Regions from separate parts of the Mus musculus genome. Here regions 2, 3, 4, 5, 6 and 7 are each linked to region 1. A link is a loop called in an ENCODE intact Hi-C map of the cell type or tissue named here. Cell type or tissue: heart. All regions are shown on one strand.

Evidence for each region. Hi-C counts contacts between places; a loop is a spot of excess contacts. Peaks named below come from ENCODE experiments on the same cell type or tissue, not always from the same donor. Only the 100,000 strongest peaks of a DNase experiment are listed, where the experiment ranks them.
Region 2: a loop joins it to region 1, with 2.7 times the contacts of the local background. A loop is called at or near these places in 10 of 42 quality-filtered maps.
Region 3: a loop joins it to region 1, with 2.1 times the contacts of the local background. A loop is called at or near these places in 8 of 42 quality-filtered maps.
Region 4: it touches region 1 in a loop (1.8-fold over the local background); 7 of 42 quality-filtered maps call a loop at or near these places.
Region 5: it touches region 1 in a loop (2.1-fold over the local background); 10 of 42 quality-filtered maps call a loop at or near these places.
Region 6: a loop joins it to region 1, with 10 times the contacts of the local background. A loop is called at or near these places in 16 of 42 quality-filtered maps.
Region 7: a loop joins it to region 1, with 10 times the contacts of the local background. A loop is called at or near these places in 17 of 42 quality-filtered maps.

Annotation. Positions count from the first base shown.
Region 1 is chr7:97,578,137-97,582,136 of GRCm38, reverse strand. It overlaps Aamdc (adipogenesis associated Mth938 domain containing), which reads left to right and starts at 2,640. Exons shown (of 5, transcript NM_001177945.1): 1 at 2,640-2,771. It overlaps Rsf1 (remodeling and spacing factor 1), which reads right to left and starts at 2,241. Exons shown (of 16, transcript NM_001081267.2): 1 at 2,032-2,241. The coding sequence starts at 2,233. In heart, CTCF peaks have their summits at 1,067, 2,157 and 2,358; DNase peaks (open chromatin) are centred at 1,076, 1,636, 1,926, 2,496 and 1 weaker place; H3K4me3 peaks cover 3,380 bases; H3K27ac peaks cover 3,127 bases.
Region 2 is chr7:97,694,830-97,698,829 of GRCm38, reverse strand. It overlaps Clns1a (chloride channel, nucleotide-sensitive, 1A), which reads right to left and starts at 2,173. Exons shown (of 7, transcript NM_023671.2): 1 at 1,961-2,173. The coding sequence starts at 2,100. Rsf1os2 (remodeling and spacing factor 1, opposite strand 2) reads left to right here and starts at 2,363. Exons shown (of 3, transcript NR_154552.1): 1 at 2,363-2,718. In heart, no CTCF peak of the experiment used is centred here; a DNase peak (open chromatin) is centred at 2,189; H3K4me3 peaks cover 2,119 bases; H3K27ac peaks cover 1,951 bases.
Region 3 is chr7:97,647,449-97,651,448 of GRCm38, reverse strand. The region is part of intron 4 of Rsf1 (remodeling and spacing factor 1); the gene reads right to left. It overlaps Rsf1os2 (remodeling and spacing factor 1, opposite strand 2), which reads left to right. Exons shown (of 3, transcript NR_154552.1): 3 at 1,051-1,439. Among named protein-coding and RNA genes, the nearest start is that of Rsf1os1, 4.3 kb to the right of the region's middle. In heart, a CTCF peak has its summit at 2,441 (motif pointing right); no DNase peak of the experiment used is centred here.
Region 4 is chr7:97,633,154-97,637,153 of GRCm38, reverse strand. It overlaps Rsf1 (remodeling and spacing factor 1), which reads right to left. Exons shown (of 16, transcript NM_001081267.2): 3 at 685-777. Rsf1os1 (remodeling and spacing factor 1, opposite strand 1) reads left to right here. Exons shown (of 3, transcript NR_126461.1): 2 at 2,180-2,223. Among named protein-coding and RNA genes, the nearest start is that of Rsf1os1, 10 kb to the left of the region's middle. In heart, no CTCF peak of the experiment used is centred here; no DNase peak of the experiment used is centred here.
Region 5 is chr7:97,640,068-97,644,067 of GRCm38, reverse strand. All of the region lies in intron 4 of Rsf1 (remodeling and spacing factor 1), which reads right to left. The region is part of intron 1 of Rsf1os1 (remodeling and spacing factor 1, opposite strand 1); the gene reads left to right. Among named protein-coding and RNA genes, the nearest start is that of Rsf1os1, 3.0 kb to the left of the region's middle. In heart, no CTCF peak of the experiment used is centred here; no DNase peak of the experiment used is centred here.
Region 6 is chr7:97,422,901-97,426,900 of GRCm38, reverse strand. No RefSeq gene overlaps it. Among named protein-coding and RNA genes, the nearest start is that of Gm32945, 6.2 kb to the right of the region's middle. In heart, a CTCF peak has its summit at 1,875 (motif pointing left); a DNase peak (open chromatin) is centred at 1,870.
Region 7 is chr7:97,479,084-97,483,083 of GRCm38, reverse strand. Ints4 (integrator complex subunit 4) reads right to left here and starts at 2,128. Exons shown (of 23, transcript NM_027256.2): 1 at 1,934-2,128. The coding sequence starts at 1,987. In heart, a CTCF peak has its summit at 1,845; a DNase peak (open chromatin) is centred at 2,133; H3K4me3 peaks cover 1,839 bases; H3K27ac peaks cover 1,093 bases.

The sequences.
Region 1 (4,000 bases):
AAACACAATGATTAAAAATTAAGGGAATGAAAGCTTATCCAATATTCAAAATCAAATGGCACACCAAAAAATCTATGTCTGGCTCTTAACTTGGTCCAAATTCTAAAAACATTTCCCCTCAAGTACTCACATTTTCTGACGAATAAATTACTATTAATTTTAAAGTATCCTAAAATTAAGTGAGGGTACTACTACACTTCACAGTGACTACTTTCTTCAAAAAGAATGTGAATATATTTTGATAATGAAATTAATACACTAGAAGCTTAATGTTTAAAGAAAGTCTGCAAAAAATCTTAACCTAAAGTAATTTAACTCTGATTTCATAGTTTAAAAAACTAGATTTTTATAGCCAGATACAGTCTAAGAACTGTGAACCAGTAAAGAGATGCAGAGCCTGGCGTAGTGACAAATGCCTTTAATCCTAGCACGAGGCAGGCAGAGGCAGGAGGATTCCTAAGAGTTCCAAGCCAGCATGGTATACAGAATTCCAGGCCAGTCTCAAAAGAGAAAGTGGAAAGAAAGTATACGACCATTGTACCAATAACTGCTGTAGGATTAATACTTAATAACATTGTATATCACACATTTTCTCTACAGGTAATACTTTGAATAAGTTCACACTTGGGTCTTTCCTTAGCTATGTAAATACATCATATCGGAAACGTATTTTCTATACAGAACAAAAAAGCAACTCTGCTTTCTTAGAAAGGTCACAGCTATCATGCCTTGTACAATACCCAGTCCACCCTGGTCATCTACGCACAGATCAAAAGAAAAAGAAGAAAAGAAGACCTATTTGGGAAACGTTTCTTCTTTTGCCAAGGGCTGTCGCTAAACAAAGGCAATGTTCGGAGTACACAAATTAGGCTTCTCCTAGGGAAATAAAGTACCAGAAAAGGAGCGGAATGGATCGGGACTAATAGGGGAGAGGGTTAGCGCTCAGCGTGTAAAGACTGCAAGCAGCAAACACAGCGCTGAGATGCTCCAGCAAAAGAACCACGACCAGCAGCAGCAGCAGGAAGTTTCAATGGGGCCGGGCAGAGCATGCGCCCTGAACCCGCGCGGTGGCCTTATGTGGAAGGAGCACCACTTGCGAACACCAATAATAGACCAGCGGCACCAGAGAGAAACATGAGCAACAAGCACCTTCTTCAACTGTTTCCCCAGCCATCTGAGCCCCTCCTCCAGCCTACAGACTAACCACCCCACCCCAGCCAGCAAATGGAAGAGTGACTTCTTCCCTTAAGCCCTGTAGCTGAGATAGGGGGAAGGGATAGAGAAAAGTGGAGAGATGCTTTTCTATTATTTTGGGGGAGGTGGTGAGGAGAAAAACTATGGAGGAGGAGATATTAACCCTCTCCTACCCAGAGCGGAGAAGCTGGGCCGAGTTCATTTCCCCTTCCTACGCGAGAATAGGGGGGAAGCCCCCTCTCTGGTCATAGACTCAGATCTCCCAAGGAGGAAGGAGTTTGGGGGGCTAGACCAGCCCTCCAGGGGACGGGAAAAGGCAGGAGCCGACTCTCTCGGGGGAGTTCCCACCACCGGGAGAGCGGAGTGTCCGCGGGCCCCCGCCCACTCAGGTGGAGTGAGCAGAGGGGGCGCCGAGAGAAGATGGGCCCAGCCTCCCGGGAGACGGTGGGGCGGATTGGTGGGAGGAGGGGAAGAGAAAAGCGCAAAGCTGGCCGGAACCTGCGCTCCCCTTCCCCCGCCACCTAAAGGGGTAAGAACTGGAGGCAACACCGGCGCGGGGGACCCGGCCCCAGAGCGTCAGGCCGGCACAATACCCCCTCCTGGGCCCTAGCCCACACCCGGTCCGCGACGCCCCCACCTCCGTCCCCGCGGGGCACGGTGGCCCTAGGGGGCCTCCGCCCCGCCTCCCCAGCACCCAGGAACCCCCGGGCTACGAGGAGTAGGGACTCCGCGGAGGCCAATCCCTGGCGAGGGACGGCCGCAGAGCCCCAGGGTATCTATGGAGAGCTAAAGCGCGCCAGGGCCGCTTCCCGCCGGGCTTTCGGGCCGATCGCTTACCTTCTCCGTTGCCGATGTCTGGCGGCGGCGCCTGCAGCACCCGCTCCAGCTCTGGGAACGGCAACTCGGGCAGGTCCAGCAGCGGCCCGTAGCGTTCCAAGAAGGAGCAGACTACGGCGAAGTTGGGGCACGAACCCGGGCAGCCCGGAGGAGCCATCGCCGCTGCCGCTGCCGCCGCCGCCGCCGCCGCCGCCGCCGCCATTTTGAACTGGAGGATGGAGGAGGAGGGGATGGGGGGGCGGGAGGAGTTGGGGGGACCGAGGGATGGCAGGGTAGCTTTACGGACGACAGGAGGCGCTCTCGAGTGGACGCCCCTGCGGCGGCGAGCGTCTCGCGCCAGGCGCCGCGATCCCACAATACCACGCCGGCCCGGAGCAGTCGAGAACTGAGTTAGATCGGGGACAGAGAGGCACTCTGGGCCCTTCACTTTCCGCCCTCTTCCCGTCCCCTTCCCTCTACGACTTCAAGGCTCCGACTTCTTCCCTCCCACTTCGGGGTCGCTACTGCCTCGTGTGACAGGGGGAATGAAAACAAGGGAAGCGGGGCGGAGAGGTTGGGGGCGGGACTTTCTAAGAACGATAGCCAATGGGGGGAGGGGGCGGAGCTTCGGGTGTGGGCCGGCTGAAGGCGAATTCCAGGCCTGGTGGCTGAACCGCTGTGGCTCAGAGTCCCTCGGCTAGCTGCAGGGAAAGGTGAAGCACGGATCCGACTGGAGGAACAACCGCGAACAGAAGCGCTGCGTGAGTTTTCTGCGGGATCTGGGAACGGAGACGACCAAGAGAGAGAGACAGAGAGGGAGTTGAAGAGAGACACCAAGATGCAGCAAAAGAGAATGGCAGGGAGGAGAGAGGTTAGGAGAAGGAAAGGTGCGGTTGTGGCTTGGCGCGGGACCCTGGAGAGAAGTCTCAGAAAGTTTGCTGAGGGGTGTTGCCCTCTCCTGAGTGTTGTGTGACCAAACTTTTCCTGGGGGGACGGTAAACACATCTCACCCCAGACAGAGCTCCCACCGACAGACCGAAGTACAGATAACACCAAAGTCCAACTTGGCGAACCAATGCGTTTTATTTTAACAGGAGCATGGATAAGGGGTCACTTACAGGAGCAGGAATGACTCAGAGACAGCTGCGACCCCAGGGCCCACCCCAGCATGGGTGACAGATTATAAAAACTGCACAGCCTGCAGGCAGCTCACTGCGTTGGCATGTCCTTTCCAAGTGACTCTGGTCTGAACCTCTTCCAGGCAGCTCAGCTGGCTTCTGCTCCTCCCAGGCAGCTGGTCCCATCTCAGAGTCTTCTTTGCAGTGCAGCTTGTCTGAGAGGCTTTTTTTTTTTTTTTTTCAGCTCAACTTCCTTTAGTTTGAGAGAGACGATCACCTTTTACTGTTTGCTCTGACAGAGAGAGACCTAATGAATCTGGTTAGTTTCAGGGACTTCCTGAAGCTGTTTTGAGTTGTTTTACTGTCCTGTTTAAAGAGCTTCCTTGCCAGATGGAACCGGTGGACCAGGGCCTAAGGTACTCTGTGGATCACTAATGAGGAATTGCCTCTGCTGGGTGACCAAATCTGAGGAACCACTCTCTACTCGGGAACTAAGATGCTAAGAAGACTCTGGGCTCAGCTCAGGCTCTAAGTTGGCCAAGGTCTAGAGGGTGAGCTAGGATTCTACTTAGAAAGCTGGGAGTTCGCTGCACAGCAGTAAGCTTGTTAGGAAGCAGAGTTCTACTCCATTCCAGAGTTGGTTGTAGCATTCTCTCAGAAAGAATCCCAGAATGGGGAAAGTCATCAACAATGGAAAATAAATAGAACCTGCAGCTTAGGAAGCAGTATACTGTATGCTTAGGAGCAGGAAGTAAGTTTGAGTTGAACCAGACTTGAGTCCTATCCCTAATTACTTTATAACCTTCCGAAGTTTCTTTGTTACTTTGAACTTTAGTAAAGTGAATAATAATATCTACAGCATGGATAGTTCA
Region 2 (4,000 bases), 120 kb before region 1:
ACTGCTGAATAAACTCACCCTTTCCTGTTCTCTCAAAGCTCTAACTGGCTGGTTTAACTCAGCTGTTCTGGTGCAAACTCCTCTCCAAGCTGACTGACTCAATCGGGTTTCTCTCAGCTTCTGACTGAATTGTTCTGCTTGACATCAAGGTAACTCTAGCAATCTGTCCTGATCTTCTGGCTCCTTCTTTTTCTCTAACCTGTCTCGGTACAACTGTCCCAGTAAAACCGCCTCCTTCCTCTCTCTGAACTGCTCTCTCCAGTAGCTTTCCTTTCCTCTTTTCTCCCGAAGGTTGGGCGTATCCTATTTGGTCAAATCTTTCTCGGATTTGATCATTTTTTCTGCCACTCAACTAGACATCACTTTCAAACATGGTGCTTCCTTCCACAAACTAACTTTACCTTCACTATTTGGGATTCAAGGTGTGTACTAAGGCCTTGTCTGTATTCCAGCCAGAGGCAATAAAGATGTGGACTAAAGGCTGTGCCACACCACACCTAGAAAAAGGTTTTTATCTAGTATACAATCTCATTGTTTACAGTGTGATCAAACATCCTGCAACACAAGGCAGATTTGGAATCAATAAGTAGGTGTTTACATACCCATTGTAGTCAGCTATATAGCCCAGAAGAGAGGCCAGGGAAAGTACCTTAGAGAGACACATGCTTCAAGAGTCTTCAAGTCTTTTGAAAGAAGACTTAGGAGAGAGAAGGAATGGAAGAAATAGACTGTAAACTGGAAAACATCTGCTGGGTATAAGCAGTAAGATCTTTGGTGATCTCCACAATTTCTTCTGCATGTGGAGTGGTGGAACACAGATATATTCCTAACTTTGACAAGATCCATTTTATTTGCCCATGTGTATTAGTCAGGGTTCTCTAGAGTAACAGAACTTACAGAATGAATGAATGAATGAATGAATCTCACAACTTCTTCCCTCCCATCCCTTTTCTTTCTCCCTCATGGCTACTCCAAACACATATACCAACCAAACTGCGCACCCACCCACATTTGTATTTCTAGTCGGTGTCTAAACACCCAGTCCCACTATCCACACTGTTCTCTGAACAAATAGCTCTTTACACGTTTATACCCTGGGCTCTGTAGTAGGCATAATCTTGGTCCCCAAGAGATTTGTTTTCCAGTGCCATGAAAGAAGGGACTTTGAATGTAATTAAGATTACTAATCTACTGATGGTGAAATAAACGAGATAGCCTGGATTTTCTAGGCAGGAGCAATGTTATAACTCGAGCTCTTAAAAGCAGAGGATTTCCTTTGTGGCCAACAAATAGAATATAGCAAAAGGTAAACCAGAGACTCTGAAAGACAGGAAAGAATGAGAAGAGAAAGAAAGAATGAAAGAAAGAGGGGGGAAAGGAGGGAGGAAGGGAAAGGAAAGAAATGGGGAGGGAGGGCGGGTGAACAGGAAGGTATGGGGTGGGGGTAGGAGGGTATGAGCGTGTATGTAGTGTGTATTTTAGTGGCATGTCTATGTTATTGTGAAAGTACTGAATCCTGCAGGTAGTGAAATAGAAGAATTCCTTCCAGGACCTGCACATCCAGGAGTCGGGTTCGGCTGGTTGTGACTCCGCCCTGCGTGGGCCTGAAGATGGTCCTTCCCCCCAGCCCCCACAAACACACACACTTGAAGCAGAACATCCCAGCTCATTAACCAAACGTCGTAACCCGTCACAATCTGAGCTACATATTCCACGCAGGGAAATCGTCTAGTTGACACGACCATTCCGAAAGCTAGGCCCACGGAAAAACTAACCGAGGCTCTGCAGACTCAAAACTCAACGTGACCACGCGCCAGGCTTGCAGGAGACAGGCCGGTTCGCACAGGTCGTTAGGGAGAAACGCGGGCTAGGGGACAGAACCAGCCGAGCTCGGGAGGGGACAATCCCACCCTGCCCGCACAATAGCGCCGGCCGGCTGGTCGGCGCCCCCCAACCTTACCTCTCCGCGATGTAAAGCGTGCCGGTGCCGAGCCCCTTCCCGTTCAGCACAGCCTCGGTGTCTGGCTGCTGCAGCCGGAGCCCGTCGGCCGACCCAGGCGGCGGGAAGCTTTTGAGGAAGCTCATTGCCGGGGAAAGCATCGCTCCACGCGAACCGAGAGAGGCGAGTACCGCAATCGCGGCTCGCACGGAGCTGCCCCGGAAGCAGTAGTCGTAGCCCGGAAGAACAACTTTCTCAGCGAGGGCCTTAGCATGCGGTTGACCATAGAGACGGGATGTTCTAGGCAACTCAGAGGTCCGCAGCGAGCCGGCTGGCTTTTGTCACGTGGCATCGGTTCCCCTTTCCCGCTCCTCTAAGGATGCTTAGAATAATCGAGTGTTTTCTATGTGGTTCTCTTTGAAGGTCATAGGAGCAAACCCCGAGAGAGGATGTATAAGGAATACCAAGCCTTTCCCAACAAAAAGCGGGAAGGGACCCAGGCCCCAGGAGTCCCTCGCCGAAGGAGGACTCACAGAAATAAAATCCACACGCATCTGGAGATCCCAAGTCTCCCGGCTGGGTGCACGAGTCTACCCTGCTTCCGCCTCGTCAGGCCTGTTCTCCTTGGGTTCACACAGCCATTTACCAGACCTCTTAGTCCCCACGTCGCCGGAGAGATCGAGCGCCCCATCCCCACGAGTCATGCCACGAGCACGAAAAGGTTACATTAATGATGGACAGTGCGCAGCAAGACAGTCAAAAGACTGCCCGAGGGAAAGGTAGGCCACTGGTTAGGAACCCTTGCCTTCCCTGTTCGCTAGGTCCCAGTGAATAAGAGCAGTGAAAACCTACAGGTTTGGTGAATAGAAACCCATAACAGAGACCTATAGACCACACAGCATACGGACTTTACCTCTTATATTTCTTCATGGATTCCTTCGTGGTTTTTGAGACAGGGCTTCTTTAAGTATCCCAGGCTGGCTTCCAATACATAATCGATTTGCACCGAACTCCAGTTTACTGGTACTACTATGAGCACCCATCACCACACTTGCTCAATTAATTTTTTTCTTTATGATACACAATATGAACACATTTTCTATTACCCACTTTAACAGATGGGACCTGAGGCATTAAACTCACAAGCTAGAGTTGGTGGATGGAATTCAGTCAGTTGACCTCTAGACTCCACTTTTTTTGGCTGTAGAATTGTAATATCTATGGGGCTAAGGCTGTTTAGGTTGGATAACATACATGGAGGATGTGATAGCAGTTTTATCTTTCTTTCTCTTCTTCCTCCTTTTTTCCCTTTGGATTCTTTTCAACAGAGGAATCTAAAGATTTTTTTCCTCACATATATGTATATACCTACCTACATACAGTCAGGTGTGAGCCACCCTGCCTGGGCGCAGTGACCCTATCTGCAAAGGCATTAGGCAGTCTCACAAGCTGACCCATGTCTCCAGTCAGTTCCAAGTGTTACGTTTTAAAATTTAGTTTGTTGTTAGTGAGACTAGGAGGCAGGTCCCCTGAACAGGAATGAGAAGGTGGGAGTGGAGTAAGGGAGGGGATGAGAAAAGATTCTAGAACTCTCTGAAGGTTAAAATCCTCGTCATGTGGATATAGATTGAGAGGAAGAATTTGTGACGATGAAGACAAGAATAGACAAAGAAGAGAGGTTAAATATCGTTTCTAAATTTCCAGTTTAAAACGTTGAGTAGGTGTGCTTTCTAAGTGGTAGATTTCAGAAAGAGGTTTTCAAGGTAGGTTCCAAGGGTAGCAGATAGAGTTCTTGCTGGATTAGCTTGGGTTGAATCCCCAGTACTTAAAAAGAGTAGCCTATGAGTCTGATTGGAGAAATGGTTAATCTGAGACATTCCCTAAGACATTTATTTGGTGAAACAAACAGTGCTTGGTTCAGAAAAGGAGCCCCCATGTATGTCAGAGAAAACTGGCAAGAACCAGTATAGTAGTTTCTCATCAATTTGTCTTAGTCTTCAGAATCATTTACATTGTAATAGCCCAATGGCAAGACATTTTATACAAGGTGCTAAGTGAAGA
Region 3 (4,000 bases), 69 kb before region 1:
CTACACTCAGGCTCCTCCCATTCATTTAAGTCTTAGAGACAGGGTCTCGTGGATTCAGGTTGGCCTCAAACACTGTGAAGCCCAGGATGACCCTGAACTTGCGACCTTCCTGCTTCTATCTCTAAAGTATTAGAATTATAGGCGTGGGTCGCCATGCTCTGAGTTTAAGAAACCCCTTTTGGAAACTTTCCACACCCATGAATCTGTTAGTTGCTATTAATGTGGTAAGAGAAAGTGTATTTTCCTAAGCTGGGGATGAAACAGTGAAGTTACTTTAGAGTAGAGGACATGGATTGAATTGAGATTTTGTAGGGAATTTCACCTGGAATAAGTAAGCAGAATCATTGTCAGTGAATATAAAACGTTGTAGTCATCACCCAGTTCGGTTTACCATGAGCATGAACTACTGTTTAGGAAAATATTTGTTTAAAAAAAATGAGAAAAGATGTCTTTATTGATCTTTGCACTTCTGTTAGCTTAAGAGTAGGCTCGCACAGCAGTAAGGCCATGAACTCTGGCCATCACTGCTGGCTTCACCTCTATGCACATGCCAGCAGGGCTGACTTGGCCTGGTGATATTCTCATCAGCAAGGCAGGGACAATTCATCAAGAACTCCTACACCCATGATCAGATCTGTAATCATTTAAAGTCTTCAGAAGTTAACTCTTGGTCTTTCCTTCCGTTTCTGCAATCAGCCTGTCAATGTTCACCATTCCCTCCAGCTCTCCCGTAGCGAGGACAGGTCCTTCCTTAGTTCCTGAGAAGCACCGCTCGGAGTGGCAGGAGGGGACTGGAAGGGATGGATCCTGCTTTCCATACCTTCGTTTTGAGCTTTCTGCATCACTTTTCTGCTTTTAACTAACTCCTCTCCGTCATGGATCAGCAGAGACCTTTGACAGATCATACTTGTCCCCTGCTGGACATACTGTCATCCCAAAACCACAGTGTTTGGAAAGGTGCTGTACCAATGTCCAGCTTCTCTTATAACCTAACCTTCTGTGCCACTAAACATAAATATTTCTTCTTTCTTGTATTCCTTTTCCTCACAGGTGTCTGTGGGCCTTTCTGACTCAACAATATTAAGTCCCACAACAAGAACGAAACGCACTGAGTAAAGCAGGTGGGCATGCACCTGTCCTGGGACACACGGGCTGCACAGCCGCTGTGCTCTCTCTCCTCTGTGTGGGCGTCACTATGCTGGGCGATGCAGGCGTGTGAAGAAGAGGCCTCCTCGGTAGAGGGCACCAGGACAGTGTCTGTCCCTCCTTGGGATGCTGAATACACTCTATGTTGAATGCCTGTGTTTTCTGTCAGTACCAGTTCATGCCAGATCAAGGTGGACTTTTCCATTTGAAGCAACATGTTGTTAATACTTTTATATTATTTTCTATTTTAGATTTTATACAATACAAGAAATAAAAGACCAAATATCAAATTGATCTCCCTGGGAAAGAAAAATTGTCACTAGTGGAAATCAACTAATGTTAAAATGGTAACTACTTATCAAGTATGGGAATGCACATAATATGTATAAATTTAATATGAACTTTATTGCCTTGGCTGTCCTAGAACTAGCTCTGTAGACCAAGTTGGCCTCAAACTCTGTCTCCACAGTTCTGAGATTAAAGACATGTGCCAACCACCACCAAGCGAAAGTATAAAATTTAACTGTTTATTAAAATTTCAGATTAGGTGCTCTTTCAGAGTCTGATATGGTAATGTATCAACTTTACAGAAAAATAGAAGATTCAACTATTTGTAAATAATTTATTTTTCACAAAGATGTTATTTCCTTCTCATTACATTAGTTTGTCCTCTAACAAAAGTGTGTGGACACTTAATTACCGCTTTTTCTTATTACACAGTTCTGTATGGAACACATGCCTCTACCTACCCATGTGGTATTTTCTAGAGTTATACTGGATTCTGAGACGTATATTGTACAAGTTATTCACTAAATGTTCTTTTTTTTTTTTTTTTTTCTTTTTTTGAGACAGGGTTTCTCTATGTAGCCCTGGCTGTTCTCAAACTCAGAAATCTTCCTGCCTCTGCCTCCCAAGTGCTGGGATTAAAGGTGTGCGCCACCACTGCCCAGCTCACTAAATGTTATTACTGAAAAGATCCATCTAGATTGTTTATGCTATGTATCAAAGCTATAAACGGGAATAAAATAGTATTAAGAAAACTCCCTAAAAGGCTTTTAACCTAACGTTTCTAAAAACAAGCATAATTCACACTTATAAGAGTATAAAAACAGAAAACTATATAAATCTAGATATTTCATAGTTTGAGCTAATTTATTTATTGATTTATTCCGCTAGAAAAAGTTAAGTATATTAAATTTAAACTAGTTAGAAATAAGATATTCTCTGTGTGTGTATATATAAATATAAATAATGAGTGTTTTTGCCTACATGTATTTATTTGCCCATGGAGGGCAGAAGAGGGCGTTATATCCACTGGAATTGGAATTACACTTGTTTGTGAGCCACCTTGCTGATGCTTAGGGGAATTCAACCCAGGTCCTCTCTGCAAGAGCAATGAGTGTCCTTAACCACTGAGCCATCTCTCCACCCCTAACAACTGGAACTTTAAGAGTAGACTATAGACTCTAACAAGAATCTGGATATGTTTCCCTTCCTCCCTTTTTCTTCTTCAAACCATTCTTCCTTCAATCTATAATATCAGCAATTCCCCTCCAAAATACCATATTCTTTAGGACAAAATGACAGTGCTTCTGTTCTCTTAGCCTAGAATATGTTTCACATATTATTACAATCCTTTTGTATATGTATGTTAGCATGATGTATGTTTGTTATATGCATATAAGTGTATATGTGTGCCTATGTACACATGTGTGGAAGACAAAAGAATAAAACAAACAAACCACACTTATACACATAAAAATAAAAGTAACTAGATCTATCAAAAACAAAAACGTGGGTAGAGGGAAATCTGTTGAGAGTTGGTTTGTCATGCTGACTATAATATTTGTAGGTATAGTAAACAACCCTGGGGTGGGGTGGGTTGGGGTGTGTGTGTGTGTGGGGAGAGAGAGAGAGAGAGAGAGAGAGAGAGAGAGAGAGAGAGAGAGAGAGAGAGAAAGAGAGAAAGAGAGAAAGAGACAGAGACAGACAGAGAAAGACAGAGAGAGAGATTATTCGGAACTAGAGATCTTACTGCCTCAGTCTCCTGAATTATAGATGTGTACTATCATGCCCAAACTAAGTTCTAAGTTTGTATGTATTTTCATAAAAACAAAGACAGTAGCTGGAGACTATTGTAGATAGGAAGGGGATGAAAACGTGGTAAAATTCTAGATTAATTTTGCATGGAAAGCTGACTGGTTTTGCTGACAGACTATATGTAGAGCAAGAACAAATGAGGGGAAGCACTCCTAAGACTTTTGACCCAATCCAGCAAAAGGAGTTGCTGCTTTTCTGTAGGATGATACTTTCAATAAATGTGGAGGTTTGGTCGGTTGCTTTGTATTTGAATGCTAAATTGTGTTCAGCAGGTCTAACCCTCCAAGGGAATTCTCACACTTACAAGCTTTTGTTGTGCAAACCTTGTTGCTTGATTTAAAACTATTGGTTAAGTAAAACTGGCTACAGCCAGTTATTGGAGGATCAGAGGTGGGTTTTGAGTTACTGGACTGGGGTGGAGAAGAGAGAGGACAGAGAAGAGGAGGACGCGGCCATGAGGGGAGATGGACCAGGAGCACAAGGCCAGTAAGAATCTGGGGTACACCGCTGGGGAGATAGCCGGGACAGCAGTTAGAAAAGTAGATTAGATGTTATCCCCCAGTAATTGTCAAAGCCTAATAAAATAACCATAGCCTGAGTCTCATTCATTTGTAAACTAGTGGGGGTTGGGGGGAGGGGATAAACTTAAGTTGGTTGTATTGCATTATGTTGGTAGAAAAGATTAGAAACTTAGTTTAGGGCAGACTAACTTTCCAACTTTACCAGATGTTAATGCTTACAGCCCCTATATGTA
Region 4 (4,000 bases), 55 kb before region 1:
GTGATTAATGTAGGGCAGGTCCCTCACTGACCCCAGAGCGCAAGGCTTTGTTTGCCTGGAGTACCTATCCAGCTTGCCTTCCAAGGGCTGGGATTATAGGCAGACTCACACCACCTGACTTTGTATAGGTTCTGGAAATCTGACATCTGTTCCCTATGTCTGTCAGGCAAGGACTCTACCTGCAAAACCATTCCTCAGCCCTGAACAGACTTTTTATCACTGAAAAGCAAGGAAAAAAAAAAAAAATGAAAGCACCTATTGTCTTCTAGTAATAGAATGTCTGCCCTTTCCTCACTGCTTTTTGTTGGGCTATAGGAAACAGCCCAGGAGGCCTCAAATTCAGGGCCTTCCTGAGTCAGCCTCCCAGGTGCTCAGATTACAGGTGTGGATATCCATAATCAGTCTTCTTTTACTTCAAAAAGTTTTTATTACCTATATTTGCTCATTTCGTGGGGGCACTTGCATGCCATAGCACACATATGAAGTCAGAGGACAATTCTGCAGACTCATTTTTCTTTCTACCATGGAGATCCTAAGAACCCAAACTCAGGTTGTCAGACTTAGTGGCAAATACTTTTACCCAATGAATTATCTTGTTGACCCATGGTTTTCTTTACTTTGTAATTTAGGCATCAGAGTAAACTTTTAAATTAAAACTACTGCAACAAATAATACATGCATTACCTTTAAGAGTGCTAGTTTGCATTCAACACTCATTTCAAGATAGCCTTTCTTCTCCATCTCCCATGCCCAGGTACTGTTAAACTCTTGACAGATCTGTAACAGAAAATTAATAGCTCAATATATGAAAATGATTTTTGTTGGAATTTATTATACTTTGGATTTGTAATGGCACCCACAGGCTTAGGTGTTGAAAGCTTATTAGTTTAGTAGGTGGGCTAGCTGTACAAGCAGGTCACTGAAGTTCTATTATTGCCCCTGTTTATTGTGCCCCTTTTTTTTCTGGGAGTGCATGGGATGAAGAGCACTGCTGTACCACATACTCCCTGCAATGCTGCTCTACCTTACCACAGGCCCAGGGACAGAGAGCCAAGACTCTGCACACTCAAACCTCTGAAACCATGAGCCAAAATAAATGTTTCCCTGTTTAGGATGATTTTTTTAGCCGTTTTATCATAGCAATATGAAGTTCAATAGTAATAAACATTGGTTGTTTTCTATGATTATGTTGTGTTCTTATTAATACATATATAGAGAAAAGAATTCAGAAACCCAATCTACATTGCATACTACTTAGATCCATCAGAAATATTTACTAATGCCTGTAACAACTTAAGAAAGAATCTCTGGAGGTGGAGAAATGGCTCAGTGGTTAGGAACACTTGCTACTCTTGAAGAGTACCCCAGTTCAGTTCCCAGCACTCACACGATGGCTTGCAAACATCCACGACTCCAGTCCAGAAAGATCTGATGCCCTCTTCTGACCTTGGAGGGCACCAGGTACATGTGTGATACATATACATATATACAGGCAAAACACATATAAAATAAACATACATATAAAAACTAAAGTAAATAAATCTAAAAAACATTAACAATGTTTTAAAAAATTAAAAAATACTTTCTCTTGCTTTTTATCTGTTCAACAACTTTGTGTATTTTGTGGATATATTTTTTCCATATGAGATTAATTATTTGATAATCTTTCAAAAGGAAGGCAAGGGGAACAGCTTGTTCATTTTTATCACTAGACAGAAATTCAAAACCATGTCAAATTCTACAGATATATTCAATAGAAGCTCTCTTCAAATCAGTGTCTTCTTTATTATTAGTACAGTATAAATTCCACTGATAGGCATTTTACAACTTCTGTAACAGCCTTTAACTTGAATGTTTTAGAATTCTTTTCCTACATAAGCCAAATCAGAGCCACTGTAACAGACTGAAGAGAAAACATGTGGAAATGTTCCACTCAAAAGTTAGTGCGAATCTAGCGTGGGGTCATACTGCACAGAGGTGGAGTGAGAAGGACAACAAGGTTCAGACATGCCTGGAGTGAACAGTGACACCTTGTCTCACATAACACAAAGAGTGGAGTAAGCTCTCTTCCCAGGAAAACCTCTTTCTTAGAGTCTTTCATGAGAAGCTAGGAAAGATCCATGTGCTAAATTCCAGAGGGATCCGACTTCTCAGACCATGTGATTGTGTTTGTTTTCAGCAATAAAAGGGTGATGATGAAGATGAAGACGATCTTGGAGGCTGGTAAGTGCATAAAACATTATGCAATGCATCTGCCAATGTCATGGAATTTTTATTGTTATTGTAACAAACAGCAAAATGAGGGTTAAAGCAGTAGAAGCAAAATAAGAAGAGGAATTGTTCTGGAACCCGGGCATTGGTTAAAATAGAGATTTGAAAGAAACAGACAGGAGACAAGAGAGAATGATTCAGCAGCCTTTTTTTTTTTTTTTTTTTTTTTTGGTTTTTTGAGACAGGGTTTCTCTGTGTAGCCCTGGCTGTCCTGGAACTCACTTTGTAGACCAGGCTGGCCTCAAACTCAGAAATCCGCCTGCCTTTGCCTCCCAAGTGCTGGGATTAAAGGCGTGTGCCACCACGCCCGGCCAGCAGCCCTCTTAATCCAGGAATAGAACTAGGATGGACTTCTGGAAGTGGTACACTTTCCCAGCTGTCCCTAGTGCCATCTTTTAACTAGTTTAAAAAAAAAAAAAAAAAGAAATCAGAGGTCAATATAAGGCAAACGATATGACCAAGAACTATGTAGAAAATGGTAAAAGTCTTTAAAAAAGGATAAATACCCCATTTTCTAGAATTTCACAAAACTCCCTCTAATTGACAGCACATTTTTTTGTATATGTGTGTGTGTTTGCGTGTGTGCCCATGCATGCGCTCATGAACAAAGCAAATAAAAACCTAAGGGGTACCATTTAATGAAAAGTGTAGATGACATAGGGTACACATGAAATGGCTGTATATAGCAAAAGCTAAAGTGGCATCACACCAACAAACAAGACCAGCCCTAGGTTGTCAAGTAGTATAGCTCTAAGCTGTTAGCTTCCCAAGTAATGACCATTAGGTACCACTTTACTTAGCAACTCTTAACAATTTACATAGGAAAAATAAAACATAAAAAAGAGTGATATTGTTCCCAGTAGCTAAAAGATAGAAGCAACTCAAGTGTCAACAGAAAAACATAATACAACAGATGCACATAGTGAAATTGCATATAGCCGTTATCAAGGGATGAAGCACAGATGGGCATAGGGCTCAGCTATATAGCATGGAAAGGCCTTAGGGTACAGTTCTCAACCTGTGGGTCATGGCCCCTTTGGGAGGTCAGAAGACCCTTCACAAGGATCACTTAAGACCATCAGAAAATCGGTATTTACATTATTAACAATAGCAAAATTACAGTTATGAAGTAGCAATGAAAATAATTTTATGGTTGGGGTCACCACAACATGAGGAACTATAGTAAAGGGTTGCAGCATTAGGAAGGTTGGGAACCACTGCCTTAGACCTATCCCCAGTATCTACCCCACAAAGTAAAGGGAAATAACAACCAAGCAAAGCAATAACAACCAAATATATGGCTACCTGGATGAATTGGAAAACATGCTAATGCAAGAAACCACACAAAAGAATATCTACTACAAGATCCTATTGATTCTAGGGTTCTCAGAATGTCGAACATGTTGAAATTTAAGTTCGGAGACAGAAAACAGATTAGCAGTAGGCAGATGTGATGAAGAGTGCTGTCAGTGTCACAGAATCTAGACTCATCAGGACATGCCTGTGTCGGATCATCTTGGTTATAGAAATCAAGGTGGGAAGACTACTATAGGTGGCACCATCCCCTAGCTGGGATCCTAGCTAAACGGAGAAAGAGGACTGAGCCTCAGAGGGCAATCACTGGATGCAATGGAAGCAGCTGACTCAAGTTCCTGCTGCCTTGACTTCACCATCATATTAAACTGTACCTCAAACTGAGATCCACAATAAAGCTTTTCTCCTTTAAGCT
Region 5 (4,000 bases), 62 kb before region 1:
TTGGTTCCCACTGTACAAATTAAGGCAGAGTCTCTCAATTATACCCAAAGCTCACTGAGAGGGCTCCTATAGCTAGCCTGTTTGCTCTAGGGATTCTGAGCCTCCAGGCTCTGATAGCATCCTTACTTAACGCCATCCAGTCATGTCCAGCCTAAGAGAAGTTGTAAAACTGTGGTAATACATTGATGCTGTCAGTAGCTAATAAATACACACTGTAACTAGTGGTAGATTTTCAGTATTAGAAAATTATTGCACTTTGTAATTTTGGCATTTTGAATCGTCAATGTCCAGTTATGCCCCTAAACTTACTGGTCAATAACAAGGCTCACTTATTATTAAACTACTATTAGTTTAAAAAACCCATAATTCTGAAGCCTAGATAATTTTTATTATATAAGCACCTGGTCACGATGATGCAGAAACATGTTCCAAACTGCGGCCTCACTGAGGGGAAGGATCTTGTTACTAAAACCACCACCAAAGGAGTTCTCTACAGAAGCTGTTTCAAGTAAAGGAAACTTGCCTATTAATTTTCTTAGTAAAAAGTTACATTCTCTAGTTAAAGAAAAACAAACAAACAAACAAAAAGCCCCAAGTGTAGCCTAGAAAGCAAAAAGCCAGACTTCTGCTTGGATTATTTGCTTTTCCTCATCACCAGAGTTTCTATGAAGATTAATCCCACTTTTAAAACTTACTTTACATAAACTAGGTTTAATAAGAAAACACCGTGACAGCATCTAGCAGAAAACAACCATTTCTGTATAATATAAAAGTAAATGACCTTGTTTCTTTGGGACTCAATTCTGCACTATAATGTATATCTCAGCCCTTTTAATCCCAACACACATCCACATATCTTCCCCAAATTAATTCTTTATATGTCTAAAAATAGACATCTCCTTAAATTATTCTATATCAACTCTATTCCTATTCAATTAGTGTTCCTCCCATAAGGAATTCATTGTACTAAATATTTTTCTTTTCATGTTTGGGATCAGAATTTAACTATATTCTCAGTATGACCTCATCAGGATCAAGTGAGATTATACCTCACATTATTTTGTGAACCAAAAGGATATTAAGTATACATACCATGAGATAAGTATGTATTGTTAGTGGTGATCAAAATGCAGGCTTTATACATACTATGCAAGTACCCTCTCTAAACTACATCCCCACCCCCAACCTAGTAATACCATTTTTAGGGAGAATGTGCTGGGTATCAAATCCATGTCCTCCACTTGTTAGGCAAGCACTCCACTAATTAAGTGTATCCCTGAATCAAGTCATTTCTCTTGTCTGTCTTGAGATAGGGACTTTCTACAAAGCCTGGATCTCCTTGTACTTTCACTATGTAAATGAGGCAGGCTTCAAACTCACAAAGAGCTGCCTGTCTCTGCTGGGATTAAAAGCATGTGCTACCATGTAGCTGAAGTGATATTCTTGAGGAAGCCAAAATACACTTTTGATATTTAACATTCACAAAAAGAAAGACTTAGCGGGCAAGTCAGTTCACAACATTTACCAGTAGTAGTAGTTTATTCAGTTACAAGCTAGCTAAAACACCATGTCCCAAGCATCTCATAGTAAGTATGAATACTCCCGGTAAGAAATCTGAAGAAAGCTAATGTTACCCAGAAAACATACACTATACAACTAGGACTTTACAAAGCAAGGGACTTCACAGGAGCCTGAGATCCATCCAGGAATGCTAGCTAAGCTACTCACCACCCTCATACCTTCAACTTCTTACTGTACAAGTCTGTATACAATATAAACTGAACACGTGTCCACCACATGTTTAAAAACTAGGTTAGCGGGTATCAGTCAGTGAACTCAAATGTTTCTGCATGGTCTCAAACATTTCTGCATTATGTGGTCAGAATTACTGTGTATACCAATTAAGAGTAACACAAACAGGGCCTGGTAGTACATGCCTTTTAATCTCATCAGGAGGCAGAGGCAGACAGTCTCCGAGTTCAAGACTAGCCAGGAATATACAGTGAGAGACAGTCTCCAAAAAACAGCAACCACCACCACCAAAAAGAAAACAAAAAAACAAAAAACAAAAACAAAAAAATATTCATAAAGGCTAAAAACAACCTGCTATTTCACTAAATAAAGCCCTATTGCTACCATGGAAAAACCACTTAGACATTTTTATGAGCATTGGGTTCTAAACACTGACTGTAGACACATCATTTATTATTTAATGTTCATCAGAAATAGACATTGGCACCTGTGAAGGGCATCTGTTTAGTTTTAGAATCTGTTGTTTTGGTTCTGTTTGATTTTTCATTTTCTTTTTGAGACAAGGTCTCACACAGCCTAGGCTGGCTTTAAAGTCACTGTGTAGGCAAGGATAGCCTGGAATGTGTGCTCTTTCAGCTTCCACCTAGGGTTATGGGAATAACCTAGCCCCAGGACTGTGTATGTCAAACTGAAGGCTGAACTCAAGGTTTTATGTACATAAGGAAACCCTCTGGGAGCTGCTACAATCATAGCAGCTTCTTCTTGTTTTTTGAAGCCAGAGCAACTAGAAATAAAGCCAGTGATGGCTGAAAGGGGGTGAGAAACACTGTGGGAATTTTAACCATCTGTTGATAAATATTTTTTTTTAAGATACAAAATTTCAGTGTTTAGAATTAGAAGTTTATAAAGCCAAGTTGTAAATGGAGAGCACAGGGCTCTAAACAGCACAGCCCCACCGAGGACCCAAGTTCAATCCCTCAAATCTACATAAAGGTGGAAAGAGAGAACCAGTTCCCCAAAATTATCCTATGACTTCTACATGTCAGCTGTGTCACATGCATGTGACATGCACACACACATTTAAATTTGTTTAATGTGACATGTTCTATTTTTTTTTAAAAAAGTAGGCAGAAAAGAGCAAATGTTTACTGAGCATGCAATATGGTCTTAGCATAATCTCCCATAGGGGCAGTATCACTACCTTAATATAAGGCTGGGAAGATGGCTCAGTGGGTAAAGTGCTTGCCAGGAAAATGTGAGGACCAGAGCAGAACCAGAAACCACATAAATGTCTAGCGGGCATAGCAGTGCACCTGAAATCCCAGCACGCAGGAGGCAGAGGAGACAGGGATCCCTAAAGCAAGCTGGCTAGCCATATTAAGAGAGCTCTGATTTCAAATGAGAGACCTTGCTTCAATGAAGAAGGTGGAAGGTAGCTGAGGAAGACTCCCAATGTCAGCTTCCAGCCAACACACGTGTACACAGTGTGCTCACACACATGCAAACACATATGCATACCAACAGAGACATATGCAAAAGTTAAATGAAACACAGAAAAAATTTAAAGATAAAGAAGTAACGTTTCTATATGTGGTTAAAAAAAAAACAAACCAACAGCTCACATCATGACATATTTAACAGTGTGCATGTGAAAACTGTTTTAAGAAGGTAAGCATCAGCAATGGTAAACATAATTTCTCTGTTACATTTTCTTGATCTACAAAGCAGGAGAAAATATTTTCATTTGCAACAGTACACTTGGCAGTAGAACATCATGAAGAAAGCCCTGCATTCACAAAGAACAAGAGGGAGAAAATGCTATTACAGGAGTAGGTTGCTTATCTCCATTTAGAAACTTAGGTAAAAAGAGAACCATGCCAGGCACTGTTGGCTCAGTCCAATCCCAGTACTCAGGAGGCAGAGAACAGGATCTCTGTGAGTTCCAGGCAAGCCTGGACTACAAAGCCAGTTCTAGGACAGCCTGTCTTGAAAAACCAAAACCAATACAAACCAAAACAACAGCAAAAGAGAAGCAGGCATTATATCTGCTAATAACACCCCATGAATTCATTCAACTCATACTTATCTTTAGAGAATGGAAAAAAGTTGAACTTTCTTAATCAAATGAATGTTAATAATGAATTAGTAATCACTAATAAAAATATACTAAAAATAAAGATGGGGAAAAACCAGGTAAGAGTTCATGTCAAAGCAGCTATTTACACCAAGAAGTTAGACGAGGTTTCCC
Region 6 (4,000 bases), 160 kb after region 1:
TCTTCCAAGGAAGTGCTAACAGATCACAGAACTGGGCGCTAGCCCATGGTCAGCCATGTAAGCAGCCTGGGCTCCTAGGATTTGGAAACACACATTCCATGAAGCTTGCCTGCAAGGCTTTGCCACCCCACGCCCTGTCACACTGGGTGGATGACTCATCAGATACACAATGGCCGTGGGGAGCAGACTTTCTCCATATGGGCAGGCTCAGGATTCCAAGCAGGGAGCCCAGCAGTATGGCAGGCCAGCATAACCATGCTTCCCACGGTGTAGGATAAACGCCTCCACTCCCAGACATCCCTGTTAAACCAGAGGATCTGAGATGGGGTCAGGCATCTTCATGTTAAGGATAGGGTTGCTCACTTGGCTCTGCTGCCCATTTCTAAGACTTTCTTCTATCAAACCATCCCCGGGAGTCCCATGTGGGCAACAGTGTTATAGCACTGTTTGTTTTACCCAAGGGTGTGTGTGTGTGTGTGTGTGTGTGTGTGTGTGTGTGTGTGTGTGCATGTGTGTGTTCACATGTACACCCACATACCTTTGTACATGTGTCCTTAATATAATATCTATTATCAGAGAATGGCTAAACCAATGATGTCTCCTATTATGAATAATATTCATGCATTAAATGGAATTGAGGTGTCGACAGAAACACGGAGTAGATTATTGATAACCAAGACTTGTGAGAGGGAAGGATGGGAGATTATTGCTTAATCCACCCAGAAGAGAGTTAGTTTGCTTTACTGAGGAAGGGAGTTCTCCATGTAGCCCAAGGTCCCTGAAAGTTCCTGTCCCCTGCTCTGCCTCATCAGTGCTGTGGTTGTAGGCATGGGCCCCGAGGCCCAGCTTAGGCCCAACTTCTCCTCAGGGATCACTGTATGTATGATATTTAGATGCAGCCAACACACACACACACACACACACACACACACACACACACACACACGTTTATATACACACATGCATACTGTCACCAAATTACAACTTAGCATGCACACTTATACAAAAGATGTTCAAGATTAAGTGAAAATGGAAACTGAGATGAAGACACACGGAATAAATTACGGAAGTGTGTGAGTGAGTGTGTGTGTTTGTGTGTGTGTTTGTGTGTGTGTGTGTGTGTGTGTGTGTGTGTGTGTGCATGAGTGCACAAAGAGGAATCAGATCGCTTTCTTAGCATTGTCAATGGAAGTAGGATTGGCTGAGCAGGCAAGGGAGAAACTCTTGGTCCTTTTATAGTACTAAAAAGAAGAATTGGATTATAAATGATTCTGATTTTTTAAAAATTTATTCATTTAGTGGTGTGTGTGTGTGTGTGTGTGTGTGTGCGCGCGCGCGCGTGCGCGTGTGCGTGTGTTCCTATGAAAAAGATTAAACATGCCAAAACCCACCATCCTTGTCTTTAACAATCTCAGAATCAACTGCGAATTTATATTGGGACAGCATCTCAAAATACTTAGTGTAGAACCACAGTGGAGGGACAACTTCGGGGTGTCAGGAGAGGGGATCCCTGGAAGGGGTGGCATTTCAGCTTTAAATGCCAAAAGGTGGTCACCAGTTGGAGAGGCACAGTTCCCAGAATGAGGCCAGCTTTTCAGATGTCAGCCAGATTCCAGACCCCACAGAATATGGGAAGGTGGTTTCCTTAAAGGTTCTCCTGGTGTTAGGTGAGGGGACAGCTTCTACTCCCTGGTTACATAGGGCAAGCCAGGAGAGCTTTGAAAAATTCTCTCAGGGAGTTCAGTTTTCCCTCTGAGGTCAGGAGATGGATTTTAGCCGTTTTCCTTCCTACTGCCTCTTGTCTTACGGGTGGTGTGTCTTGGAGGCATAGTCTCCGCGGAGCCCCACAGAGCTGTCCGGCAGCGCCCTCTGCTGGCAGAAATCAGAGCGGCCGGCTCTCTCCTTGCAGTGTCCTCCCGGGACACAGGCGTTTGGTCCAGATTAGTTTAAACAGTAGGCCTGGCCATATGTAAGTTTTCATTTACTGAATATTTATATACTCGGAGATAATGTAAAGCTAGAAGAAATCAGAAAAATTATAATAGATCTTTTGTACTATGCCATACTATGCCATGTATATAGCTCATGGTATGGTATATATATATGTGTGTGTGTGTCTGTGTGTGTCTGTGTGTGTCTGTGTGTGTCTGTGTGTGTAGATAGATGATAGATAGATAGATAAAGAGAGAGGGGGAGAGAGAGAATATGTAGTATAGTATTGTGTCTGTGCCTATGTATGTGTGGATACGTACATTATATGGAGGGAAGGAAAAGAGAAAAGGAGAGAGGAAGAAAGGAAGCAGCTGATTCTTCCTTAACATTCTGAATTTAAGATTATTCCCGGCCTGGAGAGATGGCTCAGCGGTTAAGAGCACTGACTGCTCTTCCAGAGGTCTTGAGTTCAAATCCCAGCAACCACATGGTGGCTCAAAACCCATCTGTAATGAGATCTAATGCCCTCTCCTGGTGTGTCTGAAGACAGTATATTCACATATATAAAATCTTTAATAAAAAAAAAAAGATTATCCCCAACTTCTTCTGTATTGCTAATTCCACCAAGTGATTAATCCTTCCGGAAACTTCTCCAAACTGCAAAGCTAAGGTAAGCACTTTTTATCTCCATCTGCCTGTGCCTTTGTGTTCAACCATTTCTACTGAAACAGCACATTTGTTAGTGTGCTGTCTGTCTGTCCTTCCCTGGTGGCCTCTGCCTCTGGGCTTCCAGGGGTCCCAACCATGAGTGGTTTTGGAAAGATGGGAGGATTTTTCTCCTACCAGCTGCCATCAGTGAACAAGCAGATGACTATGAGTCTAAAAACACATCTCATGTGCACACAAGCAGACCTCATACACACACACACACACACATACACACACACACACACACACGTGCACATACACGTTTGTGGGCACATGTCCCTCCACTTAGGCCAGGACTTGACACCGGGGTGAGGTCAGGTTAGTTCACTGCTAGCAGAAAATGAGGTCAGGACGGCCAGTGAGGCCAGAACAAGGTTTTGGACTTTACTCAGCAGGTGGTTCTCTGGACAGACTTTGTGACATCTCCTCATTCTCTGGAGGTGACCTAGGGCTAATGTAAAATGACCCACACAGCCTTCCTCGTCCTGTTCCACCAAAGCCAACTTCTGCCCTCCCTTATTTGCTGGACTTCAACTCAAAGCTTCAATTAAGTAAATATGAAAGGCTGTGAAATCAGAATTCTAAGAGGCAAGAGTACAGCAGGCATAATAATGACCTTAAAGATTCTGTCCTCTAACCCCTGGGACTATGACGGCCTACATGCCAAAGGGGACTTAAGGATGCAGAAGGAAACACAATGGCTAATCAGCAGACACTGACACAGCATCTGGGACTATCCAGATGTGCTCAGTGGAAGCAGGTAAGAAAGTCAGAACAGGGGAAAGAAAGAAGGCAACAAGGAGGAGGGAGCAAGGCTGTGACAGGAAGAGAAGGCACTTCTGATGAAGGAACACAGAAGCTTCTAGAAGCTGTAAATGCATCCCCTCCTCCAGCCAGAAAGGCCTGCATCCCCCCCTGATAGGCCAGTGAGATCCATTCTTGAACTTGGACCTCTAAGACTGTAATATAACAAATAAGTCTGTGTTCCTCTGAGACGCCAGATTTATGGTCATTTGTGGACAGCAGAGATACAAAACTGACTGAAGAAGCATGGGAAATATTTCAGAAGGCAGGAATGGGGTCCTCACACTGCAAGACTGTCAGTGCAGGGCAGAGTCATGTGGAAGCCAGAACAGGAGCCTGGCCCTGTAACATCCTAGCTCAAAAGGAAGAAGGTCCAGGGGTGGCTCAAGGGCCAGAAGCCTGAGAGCGTTTGGAAGAACGTTGTCTATTGGCTGAGCTTCATTTGTGAGCTCCTGGATCCTTTGATTTGTTTTTTTTTTTTTGTTTTTTTGTTTTTTTTTTTTTTTTTTGAGACAGAATAGGTTGTGTAGCCCAAACTGGCTTTAAACTCAAGATC
Region 7 (4,000 bases), 99 kb after region 1:
GCAGGAGGTTTAAAATTCAACCTTAGCGACACTGCACCTGGACTGTATGAGACCTTGTCTTATTTGTTTTGTTTTGTTTTGTTTTTCCCCAAGACAAGGTTTCTCTGTGTAGTCCTTGCTGCTCTGGAGCGTGCCTCAAACTCACAGAAATCCACCTTCCTCTGCCCCCTAATGATGGGATTAAAGGCATGTGCCAATCCCCCATCCCCACCCCTCTGAGGTGGGCCACCCCAGCTGAGACCTTGGTTTTTGTTTTGGTTTTAAAAAAGAAAAAAAAAAAAAGAGCTGGACCTGCAGAGATGACTCAGGGGCTAAGAGTGAATTCTTGCTCTTGCACAGGCCCCAGGTTCAACTCCTAGCACCCACCTGGTAACTCACAACTGGCTGTAATTTCCGTTCTAGGGGATCTGATGCCCTCTTCTGGCACTGCACACGTGATACACTGACATTCATGCAGACAGAACACTCATGCATATAATATAAAGAACAAAAAATGTAAGCTTTTGTAAGAAAGACGAATAAAGAGAAAGCCAATTTACCAATAGCCGATAAACAAACATGAGAAGACGGCAGTATGAGATCACTGAAAGTTAGAGCTGGGCTTTAGGAAAAGGAGAAAATGCTAAGGAGAATGGAAGAATACCGACTCGCCAGTGTAGTTCTCTCTGTGACGATAACAGAGACACTGCCCTGGCTCTCCAGTTAGACTATGTACTCCCCAAAAGCAGGGGTTCTGATAGACAACGACTTCCTACCACACATGGTACACAGAAATCACTCAAGTATTTGAAAATACTTTAATTTTTTCCTGTTGAATTAATGAATGAATGGAAGGTTTAAGAGTCATTTTCCATCAGGCATGGTGATGCAAGCCTTTAATCCCTGCACTTGGGAAGAAAAGGCAGGCTGATTCCTTCCTGTTCATGATCAGCCTGCTCTACATAGTGAGACCCTGTCTCAAAGAAAAAAAAAATTTTTTTTTTTCCTTAATGAGACCACTCTGCCTAAATATCTAAGACTGCTGGGGATCCACTGGCATAAACCCCCGGGCCTGGTCAAAATGCAGATCTTGCCTCACACCACCAACCTATTGAACATAATCTGCATCATAACAAACTCCCTAAAAGAGCGAGATCTGTAACAGCTCGGTGGTAGACCACATGCCTCAGCATGCATAAGGCCCTACACTCAATCTCCCCTACTACAAAAAAGATAAAAAATTTAAGTATTCCTCAAGACGCGTATATTTTGTATGTATCTGTGTACATATGGAAATTTAAGAAGCAGAATACATCGCTTCTACAGAGACACTGTGGAGCACACTGACAGTTCTGACAGGGGCTCTCTTGGTCCACCTATGTTTAAAAGAGAGAGGATGATAGGTTTGCCGTCCTGTGACTCTTGCCTGCTTGGTCTGAGCCTTGAATTCTACAGACCTTTAGTCAGCTTGGGGTTTTGCATACAGCTCAACTTGTCTCTGAAAGTTAGAGGTACACGAGTTAAGAGGAGTTCTGCCACCAACTGAGGACAGGAGAATGCAAATATAACCGATCTGGCACAACCGAGCTGTGAGACATTAAAATAAGATACCTGACAGTTTTTAAAACTATACAGCACGTTGTCCCAATGATTTTGTTTTGTCTTTATCAAGTGAGCTGGGAGTGTGACTTTGGGATAGAGTGATAAGTTAGCATGCTTAAGACCCCGAATTCTAGTCCCAGAACTTTAAATACAACAACAACAACAAACCCCAAAGTCAGAGTACACATGAGAACAGCGGCCTCGACCTAACACGCCCCCTGCCTGACGCGCAGCCTAGGAACCTAAACCTAAGCCGGCTACACACAAGCTTAGGCGCTGATCTGGAGAACAGCCTGGGTGCGGACAACCCTCCCGCGCAGACTGGTCCATGGCTTTTTCTGCCAGCGCTTACCTGAACCACTTTAGTGAACTCCTCATACACCCGCTTTTTCAGGTGCGCCGCCATGGCTGCACCGGACCTTCTCGGCTTCTGTACTTGCTGAGAACGTGGAGAGAAACCTTTCTACAGCACCGATTTCGCTGCAATCCCACAAAGCAGTGGGGTTGCTGGATAGAGAGGCCTCTTCCTGAAGCTCCACTGCCCAGTGAGTCGATTGGCTGCCGCTACTGCTGGGAGACGGAAATTAGAGTGCATCCTGGAAGATGGGTGGAGTAAAAGGCGGGGCTGGTGGGAGCTGGAGGCAAAACCCGGAGCTGTATCCTGGAGGTGCCCTGCTAGAATCTTAGGGTGAGTGTTGCCATAGTTCCAGCTCCTCCCCGAAGTTCGTTTTACTTTGTTACAGTAATTTAGAAGTTATCCATCAATAAGAAAGAAGAAGAAGAAAAACGGAAAGATAAAGAAAAGAAAGCCAAGAATCTTCCTGTTGAATCAATGAAAGGTTTAAGATCATTTTTCTGAATGGTACTACTCTGCAAGTCTGAAGATTTAAGAATGCTGGTGGTCCACCCGGAGCCAAGTCTCTATCAGGACTGTCAGTGTGTTCCACGAATCTCTGGTGAAGAGACTAATGCTTCCTCTGACAGCTGGGAAACAGTGAAAAAGAATCTTGAGACTGAGGATGAAGCCACGTGTTGTGGTGTCAAAAACCAGGAGCCAACACTGAGATATAGAAAGGCAAAAATGTTACCATTACAGACACACCCACACACACACACCCACAGTAGAAGGATGAGGTGTCCTCAAAGTCTTACAAAGGTTCTTTATGACTTTGGCAAGCAAGCAAAGCTTAATAAAAAGGGAACTTTATTATGATTAGCATTTAGCATAAACTCAATTACAGGTTTTTAACTTCATTGTAGTTGGTAGGTTTCAGAAAACCTTGTTTTTCAAGTTAAGTCTGCTTCTCAGAAGGTCTTTGTAGTCTTTCTTTGGAAAACAGTCTACATAATAGAAAGATAAATCTCATTTTGCCTAAAAAATGCAAGTACAAATATCAAGACCCTGGAAATAAGTCTAGAACATGAACAATGAGTAGAATAGAGTTCCTGTTATTATTTAACCCTTGTTAAGATCAATAATGAAGGAAGGAATAAGAATGGAATTGCTGTTATTATTTAACCCATATTAAAGTGAATAGTGAAGGCAGAAATAGGGGAGTCAGATTCTAACACAACACTCCTTTAAGACTCTGGTACTTGAACAAGTGACCTCCACGACAAGCATACTGATAATCCCTACCTAACAAAAACATGCTTACAGTGTAATGAAACAATACAGAAACAAGAACACCCTGCATCTGAGATATGTGGTGCTCTTGAGTTTTACAACTCACCTGTTCTTTACTTTTTTAACCAAAACATGGGACATTTAGAGGAGGGAACAGGAAGTTGGTAGGTACAGAGGACCCAAAAACACATAGATTATCTTTATCCTATACTATACGTAGGAAGACTGTGTTACAGCTCAGATGGAAAGGTGTCCTGGCAGTTAGGAGTCAAGGAATACCACAAAGTCACATTGCACAACAAACCTCACACGAGATTTGTTGGCAGGGAAAATCCCAGAAGGCTGACTGCCAATGCTTGAAAAAAAAAAAACAGCAGAGGACTGAGGAGAAACAGGGTTTATATAGGATTCCTGGGGTGGTGTGTGGGGAGCTTTCCAGGGTGAGGATTGGGGGGACTTCAAAACTCGAGCTTTTTTTATTTAAAAAAAATTATTTTAACTCTAGAGTTGGGGCTGGCTGTTGGGTGTTCTGTGGGTGGAGCCTGGTGGTTGAAGGTCCCTGGGGGTGGGGGCAGGCCTGACTCTTCATGCACCTCAAGGGGCTTGCAAAGACAGATACCTAAATGGCTTGTTACAGAGCAACCAAAGTGCTGGATAAAGGAATGTGGTTCAAAAGGACCAACTTTCCGCAGGAGGATTTTTCATCTAACTTTTAAAAAGTACATTTTCCTGAGAAAGAGAAGGAAACAGAGCACACAACGTGTCAAAGAAAATAATTAGCAAACGGTACAT